Linked DNA regions of Homo sapiens: region 1 is linked to region 2. A link is a loop called in an ENCODE intact Hi-C map of the cell type or tissue named here. Cell type or tissue: endothelial cell of umbilical vein. All regions are shown on one strand. Each heading gives the region's core, and the rest is flanking DNA. Links, peaks and the distances in the headings are about the cores only.

Region 1 (5,382 bases), core at 327-5,326, 150 kb before region 2:
TTTGCTTTCCAAACCAGGAACTCATAGAAATGAGACACACCCTTGCCACCTCCAATTTATTCAAATACCACTGCTGCAGGATTACCAGAGGGTCCTTCAGTGGTATGAATTTATGAAGGAGCCATGCTTATTTATTTATTTTTTAAAATCTCTCTAGATACATTAATGAGGCAAAACTAGGCTTATGGTTCTAATGACAAAGAAAGAAAAACCAGAGTTTGCTCTACCCCTCTCTCAATTTAATGTTTAACATTCAGTGCGGTGCACAGTTTGTTGAGAAAATAAGGTACATGTTTTGTCATTCCCCTTACGGATTTCAGTCAACACATGGAGGTGTTTGAAATGATCTGCTAATCCAGTTTTCTTTCCTTGAACCATCTGGTTCAAATTCTGTCTACCTGCTTGGGGTGCACCAGTCTCGTCTGCATGTACATATAAGGAAGTCACAACTCATTAACAGTTTAGGGAAAATCCCTGTGGAAATATACAACTTTACTATTGTGGTAGGTTTCCTCTTGGGAGCAAATTAGATAGGACTTTGATATAAACCAAAGAAACTTGAGGGTTTTTGGAAGACATGAGTGGTCCTGAAAAAAACCATTAAACTAATTTAAAAGCTTTTATTTTAAATGGTAACAAAGTTGTTGCCTAAAGTTATTGCTTAACATTAACTCACTCACACCATAGCTCAGCTGTACATGGTCGAGTGCAGTGAGTGATGTACAGAATGTGGCCTTACTAATTTCATCATGGGGCCCCGACCTAATTTCAGGGATGATCATCCCAAAATAATAATTCTGTGGCAGACATTTATTATTGACCAAGCCATCAGACCTACACAATCTTCTTGTTGCCTCCATTTTACAGGCTGGAAAAGCGCAATACCCTCTTTTTCAGCCTTCCTTAAGCCAGGCATATCCACGTCACATGATTTTGGCCAAAGAATTACAAGTCAAAGCTTGCCGGAGGCTTCTGAAAAATATTTTTATTTCCTGATAAAAAGGAAAGGCAACACTGGATCTACCCTCCCCTTCTTAAGCCCAAGGAGAAAATTCAATGTAGATGTGATGTCTACAGCTGAGATAATCATCTTGTCGCTGAAACGGAAAAGCTATAGAAGTTGCAGGCATCAGTCTGCCTTTGGCAAGGTACTGAACAGAAACCAGCCTCCTTCTAGATTTCTTCCTATTTATTTAAGTCACTTTATTGGTTAATTGCAGCTGAACGCAATCCTAACTGATATAAACCCTTGAGAAAGAGCTTCCTGAGCATAATAACTTGTCAACTTTCCTTCTTCCACTGGGACACCTCCAGTGGTTGGGTTATCCATACAGTCCTGGGAAAAGGCATTTGGGCCTGAGCACTTGCTGGATGATAATGGGAGAAGTTGAATGAACAAGTCAAAGACCTCAGAAGAAAGATTAAGGATTATTCCCTGCCTCCACTATACCTATGCAAGAAGTGATCCAATTAGAATGTTCCAGTCTAACGATTTTATATGTTATGAGTGAAAATGAAAAGTCAGTTATTCATATAATGACACCCTTCTCCTCCATCACAGGCCCAGTCTCTGATTCACTGACACACTTCTCTCCCCCTACTTCTCTCTGCCTACTTCTCCAGCTGTTAGAAATCTCCTAATGAGGTCCATGCAATGGTTGATTTGCTTATTTATTTATTTGTTTGTCATAGGTGAAGCTCGATGCCAATCAACACTCACTTCCTCCTTCCCTCCTCCCCATTTTTCCTAAGCACTTTGCCTCAGCATCACAGGTCTCATCTTACAGAGTTACTTCAAAGGTGCAACATCATCATCGGAAGTTACAGTGCATGCAGATTTATAGTGTCTGACATGCTAGCTAAAAAAGAAAATCTTTGGTGATGAGGAAATAAAAAGAGAATCCTTAAGAGCAGATGCAGATGTTGTATTTCCTGATATAAAATAGGATAGAATATCTCAAAGAAATATGCTGTCATAAACATTTTTACTTTTCCTGAATGGGATTTTGTTGGGGGGAAGGAAAAAGAAAAAGTACTTCCTATTGACCTTACAGAATAGAATGGAAAATAAGGCTACAAAAATCTGACTGTGTTCATTTTGGGGTTTTCCCTAGAGGTGCACTGCTCAAGGACAAAGAATCTTTTCTAAGAGGAGGTTTTCCTCTGCCCGGAAAAAAAATCCCAAAGACAGACCCCCAATTCAGCAGGTCAAAGGTCCACTCCACCAAAACCTCCTCTGGGCCCAGAGGCGCTGCTTGGGCAGGAAATGGTAGATTTCCTCTTCAATAGGAAAACTGAGCAGGTTTGGGGAAGGGAGGCAGCTGTTTTTGACCACTCAAATTCAGAATTTAAACTGGGAGAGATAGCCTAGAGCTGAGATCCCATCCCCAGGTCTGTGGGGAAGGGTTAATGTGCTGCCTCTTTTTACAAATACCATGTTAGCCCAACTAGAAGTGCCTAGTGGGAGGCGCTGGTAACATTCTGCAGAGCTTAGTGGCCGAATGCCCTGGAGACAGTGTTCCCCAAAATGCATTTTGGTGTTGCATAAGACCTTAATAAGAACTCCATGAAAAGACATTTCCTTAGCCAAATAAATGTGGGGGAAACACTGACTTAAAGGTAAACAAGTTCCTTCACTATTGTGATCCTCTGAGTGGATCTAGTATCCAACATTCTCCAAATTTACTTGATGACAAACTTACTTTTTTTGTTTTTCTTTTTTGTGAGTAGCAAAATGCTCTTCAAACAGTAGCAAACAGTTCTGACAGACAATGAAGGGAAATGACACAGTGAGAAATCTGTTGCCAGCATCCATCTTCCCTCCCCTCCTCAATCTTCATCAGCTATGTAAGTAATAACAGCTAACTGTATTTGGTCACTTGTACCTCATATGTTCCTAACCCAGTTCTTCAGGGTAGATAGGAGTAACCATTCATTGAATATCCGAAATTTCTTGTAAAGAACATGGTCTTACCCAGAAAGAATTTGGAGGCTGACTATATTGTTCTGCCCCTACTTATTGGCAATGCAAAGTTTACCTTTTTGAAGGGGGAAAAGCTTCAGAGAATATGGTACTGTTTACACAGGCACAAGAAATTATTGGCAAAACTGCAGCTGTATTTTCCAGAGCCTCATGAATTACCCATTGCATTCATGGAGAAAGCTGATTGCTTTCCCCTTTTTGTTTGGTCTTGAAACAAAACCTTGGCTAATTCCTTTGTTGGGAGAGAAAATAATTTGAAAATGATTGTTCATTTTTTAAAAAGAAATTACTTTTTTCTTCTCCTTTTTTGCCAGCTGGGATGATTCACGGTTAAGATCTCTATTCTTTTTAATATCCCTACAATAGTACATATGCTGACAGCTAGAAAATCCACCTCCCCACCCCAGAACTTTTTTTTGAGCTCCAAACCAATTGATACAACCTATTGAACAGCCATTTCAGGATGTTCCAGAGGCCCCACAAATTGATCACTGTTCATTCAGACCCTGCTCTACTCTTTCAGCAATTTCTACCCTGACTAATTTCCATGACCCCAGCCCCAAACCTGGGAGTCATCCTTATCTTTCTCTCTCCCTGTCTGACTTTTTGCATCCAATTGTCAAGTCTACTTCAAAATAGCTCTCGAAAATGTCTCCTTGTCTCCATTTCTTTGGCTTAATTTGGTCAGTCTTTGCCTTGCTTGCCCTGAGCTAGGCATCTTCCTCACTAAGTCCCTACCTTCTCTGTATACCAACCTCCAAACCAGCCTTTCCATGTTAATTACCGGAGCAACCTTTTAAAAACAAATTAGGCCAGGCACAGTGGTTCACTCCTGTAATCCCAGCACTTTGGGAAGACGAGGTAGGATGATCATTTGGGGCCAGGAATTTGAGAGCAGCCAGGGTAATCTTGAATAGGAGCTGGGTAAAATGAGGCTGAGACCTACTGGGCTGCATTCCTAGATGGTTAAGGCATTCTGAATCACAGGATGAGATGGGAAGTCAGCACAAAATACAGATCATAAAGACCTTGCTGATAAAACAGGTTGCAGTAGAGAAGCTGGCCAAACACCACTGAAACCAAGATGGCGATGAGAGTGACCTCTGGTTGTCCTCACTGCTACACTCCCACCAGCACCACAACAGTTAGTTTACAAATGCCACGGCAACGCCAGGAAGTTACCCTATATGGTCTAGAAAGGGGAGGCATGAATAATCCACCCCTTGTTTAGCATAGCATCAAGGAATAACAATAAAAATGGGCAACCAGCAGCCCTCAGGGCTGCTCTGTCTAAGAAGTAGTCATTCTTTTATCCTTTACTTTCCTAATAAACTTGCTTTCACTTTACTCTACAGATTCATCCTGAATTCTTTCTTGTGTGAGATTCAAGAACCCTCTCTTGGTGTCTGGATTGGGACCCCTTTCCTATAACATATAGTCCCAACTACTCAGGAGACTCAGGCAGGAGGATAACTTGAGCCCAGGAGTTTGAGACTGCAGTAAGCTCTGAAAGCACCATTGCACTCCAGCCTGGGTCATGGAGCAAGACCCATCTCAAAACAAAAACAAAAACAAACACACACACACACACACACACACACACACAACAAAACAGAAACCCCAAAATTAGATTTGTTGGCTCCCTTGCTTAAAATCCTTCACCAGTTCCCTACTGCAGATGGGATAGAGTTCAGGTTTGTCTGTATAGCCTACCATCCTTCAAGATCTGATGACAACCTTTCCGTTGTCATCTCCTGTTGGCCCCCACCTCACCCTAGGCTCTACTCATGCTGGTTTCCTGGGCATTTATCAATGCTGTTGTTTCACATTGCTCTGCATGTTACCTTCTATTTCCTTTTCTTCAATCACCTTGGTTCCTTTTTTTGCCTGATGAACTTCTTTTTTTTCTTTGAGACGCTCGGCTCACTGCAACTTCTGCCTCCTGTGTTCAAGTGATTCTCCTGCCTCAGCCTCCCGAGTAGCTGGGATTACAGGCACCCACCACCACCCCTGGCTAATTTTTGTATTTTTAGTAGAGACTGGGTTTCACCATGTTAGTCAGGCTGGTCTTGAACTCCTGACCTCAAATTATCTGTCTGTCTCAGCCTCCCAAAATGCTGAGATTACAGGCGTGAGCCACCGTGCCCAGCTGCTTGATGAACTTCTATCCCATATCTGAAGCCACCATCAATTGCTTCTCTTTTGAGAGCCTTCTCCAGGCTCTTTATGCAGAAACAGCCACTCTGGTGCATTTTTGGGTCACCACTATTCCTTCATCAGAATCCTTGATTTTTACCTGGGTATACAAAAGTGTGAGAAATAATACATATTTGTTGTTTTGGCAGTGGATCATTATGTATCAAATTGATACAATCTGGCATATAGTGGTGCTTAAGAAA
Region 2 (5,382 bases), core at 58-5,057:
GAGACACAACAAAAAAAGAAAATTTCAGGCCAATATCCCTGATGAACATTGATGCGAAAATCCTCAATAAGATTCTGGCAAACCGAATCCAGCAGCACATCAAAAAGCTTATCCACCACGATCAAGTCGGCTTCACCCTGGGATGAAAGGCTGGTTCAACATACGCAAATCAATAAACGTAATTCATCACATAAACTCTTGTTTATTTCTACCTCATCTTCCTTGCTTTTTGGCATGATGAGAAGTTGTACTCATCTTACACTTTCTTCCAGGTTTGAAATCAGCTGTTTCTCTAAGTAGCCTGAATTTCCTTTAGTGGAGAAGAGTATTTAGAATACTGTGAATATCTGGGCACTAGGTGCGCTCATTGCCACTGTGATGTCATTGCTCCCAGGTCCTAGCCATGGACAGAACTATATTTATTTCTATATTTATGTATGTATATTGAAAACTATTCATTCACATCAATATCCAATTCCAATGCAACAATACACAGGGTTCATTCTAATTTTCTCCCTTTCTGTTATCCCTAAAATATCTACTTAACTGATCCATCCTCCTATATGTAACCCATCTCCCAGCTCTGTTGCTGCCCCCTACTCCTTGCAGCTCCTCTTCTATTGTAGCTGCCTGGATTCCAACACCTCATACTCCCAGCTCCTTCCTTGCTGCATTTGCACTCTGGCTTATGTCTCCCTGTGGATACCCCACTTACCTGGCTTGGGCTCCAAACCCCATGCCAGGCCACCATCCCATGTGAACCCATTTCTCACCCTGCTCAGGCTTTCTGTCAGTCATTTTCAATCTGACTCCTAGCAGATTTTTAAAAGGATCCACTTGGGTAGATACAAAATGAGTTTAAGCAACTAAACTCTGGGAAAAAAAAAAACAACCCAAGCCCAAATCTATTTAATAACATGTATTACATTTTAAAATAGGTAGATTAGAGTACTAAAATAAAGTTTGTTGATTCTCTTCTTTTCCACTTTAACCCTTTAAATTAAAACAAATACTAGGGCTTAGCTGGGATATGTAGCAGTTGGCTGATGAGGAAGGAAGTGAAGATGATGCTGCCTTCTGGGCTGGCATCTACATAGTGATTATGCAAGACTAGGGTGAAGGAGGCAATGCGGAACAAGGACAGAAGAGGCAGCCTCTTTTCTGCCTTTATTTTATGATTTTTAATCTTGACTTGAGAACCAGATGTTCTGATTAAGGAATGACTGAGGACTGGGGACATGGCCAAGGTTTCAAAAAGAGGCAATGGACAAAAGATGCTTCTGGTAGACCAGGTGACGTCAGAAAGAAAATTAATCTAATTTTATGTAAGTGAATTTCCTCCTGAACCAGGATAGCAGGAAATGTAATCTTTCAGGAAAGACAGAGTTGGAGATTTCATTTTCTACTTATCCCTTTTCCCATGCTAGAGAAACAGTTTTACTTCAAAGAAGCAGACAAGGAGGTGTTTCCTGCAGGGTGAACAGATTTGCAGAGTGGGCTGGTGCTACTCCCTTGATGAGGAACCTCTGTGTGGGGCAGCCTATCTGGGGAATTAAATTGTTCTCTGGCCCTTGCCTGCTGGGCTGCAGGGCCTCAGTGATGGGGATGGGGGGTGGGGCACTCCATAGTTCCCGTGGCTAAATGAGTGCACGTAGCAGGATTGTCCTAAGCTTTGTTTAATGGCATTTCAATGGGGGAAAATGAAGTTCCCGGAACAAAATCCCAAATTGTTCTTGCTTTATCTTCCTCCTAAATGTGTGTATTTCTGAGCCGAAAGGCAAAGGAAGTAAAACTCCACCCACCTCTTCCCCATCTGACCATGTCAGATCCCAAGTATTTGTCTGTGCTCCAATTAAAGAGACGAAGATTCTCGATTTCACCCCAGCTCTTGTCAGTACAGGGAGCTCTTAACTTTCCACACGGAAGTAGAGAAATGTAATTTTGAGGAGAAGTGCTGATTTTTATTGGGCATGACTTAACTCAAGCTGCATCCCTGTTTTTTTTTTTTTTCTTTTTAAGAATAATCACTTCAAAATGATTAATGATGCCTGAAGCCTGACCAGTCTTACTTCCTGTGGTGAAATGTGGAACTTTTGTGCATGTCTGGGTTCGTAGGAGGGTGTGCACCAAACTCTATCAAGAGATAGTTTCCCATACTGTACAAACAGTTGGGTCATTGTTCAGAAAAGCTGACTCTCTGAAGGAAACGTGCTACAGAGTGGTACCATATCCACAGCGGGGAGGGAAGGCTTTGCTTCAGTTACAGAAGGGAAGTAAACTCATTTCCTTCTTAAGGTGCCAGAACAAGAGAGTTGCTTTGTCAGCGGGTGCCTCAATCTGGCTTTTTTGTTGTTGGTGGTGGGGGTTACGAACAATGAGGATGATGTCTTTGAAAACAGGTAGGATTTTTGAAGGGTCACAATAGAGGAATAGGTAGAACAAAGAGTCACATCCTGCTGGGACGCAACCATTCTACTGGACCTCTAGGCTGATCTGGGGGAACAGACTCCTCAGGGGAGCATCCGGCCCTTCCAGCATTTCCCAGGAGCAGCCCTAGCCTGACTGCCAACCACTCTTCATTGAGGACCCAGAACTGGTCTGCAGCAAATGCATTTAGCATTTTTGTGAATCCTGTTTGGAAAAGAGCATGGATGATGCTTATTTAAGAAAGCTAAAACTAACACAGAATACTATTGATAGATTTTTTTTTTACAGGATTTTGGAAGTCTAATAATTGTGTCATGTATATGTTCTCCTACCTCCTTCCCCACTCCTCCATGCTATTCTTTGCATTAATACTCTGAGAAGGGTGATTTGGTGAAAAAGAAAAGCAGACCGTCAGCTTATCTTTTCTGGAGCTCTGAGGAAGCTCTATAGTGATCCTTCCCTTAATAAGTTGTTTTATAGAGAAGCTGAACTTTCCACTGAGGCACAGTGCATGGGATAAAAGACTGGCTTAAGAGATACAAAGTCAGAAAGGGGAAAGGGATACTAGCAGAGCTCTGAGTGCTGAGGGTGGTGCGAGAGAGTGCGTGCCTGTGAGAATGCACACGTGTGTGCAAGCCTTCTCTCTTCTGAACAAATTCATCCCAATAGGTCTCCATTTCCTCAGGACCCATAACATCACCCACTTATGGGAGGGCTATGAAGAACAATGGGTGATAGCTGCAAAGAAATATTAAGGCATGAATTATTGCTTCATGATTGTCTTCTATTAGAAAAGCCACATGTGAGACAAAACAAACAAACAATTCCTCCCCAACGCCCCCCCACCAGCATACAAAAAGTCTACACTGGCTGCTCCTGAGCTGAGCTGTTCTTAGGATACGTTGTGTAAACCAGGCTCTCAATTGCAGAACTGCATTGGCATCAACTGTGTTAGAAACCATAAGTAATTTTGGGCACACTGCCTAAGGGGTTGGAGCCAGGAGGACTGATCTTTATGTTAACAGGCAGAGCACCTGCCTGAGAAATCTGGGAACACAGGTTTTCTTCCCACGACGCCTTCTTCATGCGAATTAATCTATTAGCTGGTATGTGTGTCAGTTTATTTAGGAGCATATGTGCTGACAATTGGCTTCCGACTGTAAAATACGGTCTTGAGGGAGAAAATGATTAATTGCCTGCTTTAAAGTGTGTGTGTGTGTGTGTGTGTGTGTGTATGTGTATGTGTTTGATGACAGTCACTATTAGTATGCATGTGCCTATAAAACTAAAGGCAAACTAACGGCAAATAACCATTAAGACATTGAAATGTGTGAATAAACAAATATAAAAGAAATAGGGCTGTGAACATCTCAAATAGGTCTTTACTATCATAAACATTTTTTGGGGGGGTCTCTGCCTATATCTTACTTTTAAAATGTTATATGTGTTAGTAAACTCTTCATTCTTATCAATGTGAAAAGAATGTAGGAATGGGATTACTTGGTCCCTTGTAGAAATCCAGAGTAACAGACTAGATAATATAGTTTCCAAAATACAAAATGTAGGCCATTTATGGTTGTGAACTATTTTCCCAAATAAAGATACTGAAATAAGAAACAAAACAAAATTGCCATTGTTTCATTATAAAAAGGGCATTTTAACACAGAAAGCAGAAGTACATAGTCTCAATAAAGAGCAAAGCCTTGAGTTGAATATAAGTAATGTGATGAAAGGTCACTGCACTGTTTTTATCTTTCTCATTTTGCTGTGGATGGATATTTGGGAACCCCTCCTTTTTATTGGCACTCTGCATTAGGAATGTCATTATAGCAGTGGTGCTCAGAATTCAAGCGAAGATAAATGGGAAGAGGGATGGCCAGTTTGAAGGCCAGTTTGCCCAGGATGGAGGTATGACAACACTCAGTAAGTGTCTAAGGCACTGCTAAGTGCTTTATGCACATTGCTTCATTTAATTGCTGTCTAGTTTCCAGAAACTGGCGTAAGGATGCTGCTTTCCATTGACCAATGGTCCATCAGCCAGCTACTGAGAGCTTTTGGAGAGTGGCTGTGACTAGCACTTTTAGAAAATAACCAAATGAGGAGCTGAGAAAACAAATTATTGCTGAGACAAAGAGGGTGGATGAGATGGTGGAAGAGGAAAATGGACCAGCTCAAAACTTAAAAATAAAGCCATCAGATGCTGCAGAGGGGGAAAGGAGAGTGGGGAATGAGGAGCAGTCAGTTAGCTAAGTGATGAGGAAATAATCGAGGTCAATAAAGCAGATCCAGGGGTAGGCTGGCAACAGAAATCAGCTTGTACATGGTGCCAACTGGGTTTGGGAAGTTTGGTTAGATAGCTGTTCCAGAAGACAGCAAAGTGATCGTTTTTTCTTTTTAATTTCTTTCTTTTAATAGAAAGATTTGGACTTTCAATCACTCAACAAACATTTATTGGGTGTCTACTAGTAAGGACTGTGCTAAGTGCTGAGGATTTAGACATAAAAGGAGCAATCTCTGCTCTTAAAGAGCTCTCAGTCTGGGAACTTTTTGAGGAAGTCTGAGAGGTGAACAGACAAGGCTAATGTCATGTGTTAAAAGCTCTGGGAGAGGAAAGCCTGGGGCTCTTGCCACACAGGGCAGAGAGTATTAATGATGCAGGAATTTTTTTTGACCCCTTCATCGGACTTGCTACAGGGGTGGTCCATTTACCAGGCCCACTGTGCTCAACCTTTTGCAGGAGGGAGTGCATTAGCAAGCGAGTGCAGGATCTGGCTGGATGCTTTGGGTGCTGGCAGGAGCAGGTTCCATGTGGCCCCATGGTGGTGCCCAGATGGGGATGCCTGTGACCGCCGAAGCCCCAGAGGGTGTGTTACGATGATCTCTTAGCTCTGCCATCTGTGGACAGCAGTGTGTTATCAGCTCAGTGGGCCCCTTGCCTCATCACGTTGGGTGGCT

What was found. Hi-C counts contacts between places; a loop is a spot of excess contacts. Peaks named below come from ENCODE experiments on the same cell type or tissue, not always from the same donor. Only the 100,000 strongest peaks of a DNase experiment are listed, where the experiment ranks them.
Region 1: it touches region 2 in a loop (2.7-fold over the local background); 1 of 110 quality-filtered maps calls a loop at or near these places.

The regions. Positions count from the first base shown.
Region 1 is chr5:74,584,448-74,589,829 of GRCh38, reverse strand. No RefSeq gene overlaps it. Among named protein-coding and RNA genes, the nearest start is that of LINC01331, 50 kb to the right of the region's middle. In endothelial cell of umbilical vein, for the core only: no CTCF peak of the experiment used is centred there; a DNase peak (open chromatin) is centred at 2,799; H3K27ac peaks cover 2,031 bases.
Region 2 is chr5:74,430,453-74,435,834 of GRCh38, reverse strand. All of the region lies in intron 2 of LINC01331 (long intergenic non-protein coding RNA 1331), which reads left to right. Among named protein-coding and RNA genes, the nearest start is that of LINC01331, 100 kb to the left of the region's middle. RefSeq lists an enhancer at 2,008-2,097. In endothelial cell of umbilical vein, for the core only: no CTCF peak of the experiment used is centred there; a DNase peak (open chromatin) is centred at 2,214; H3K27ac peaks cover 2,049 bases.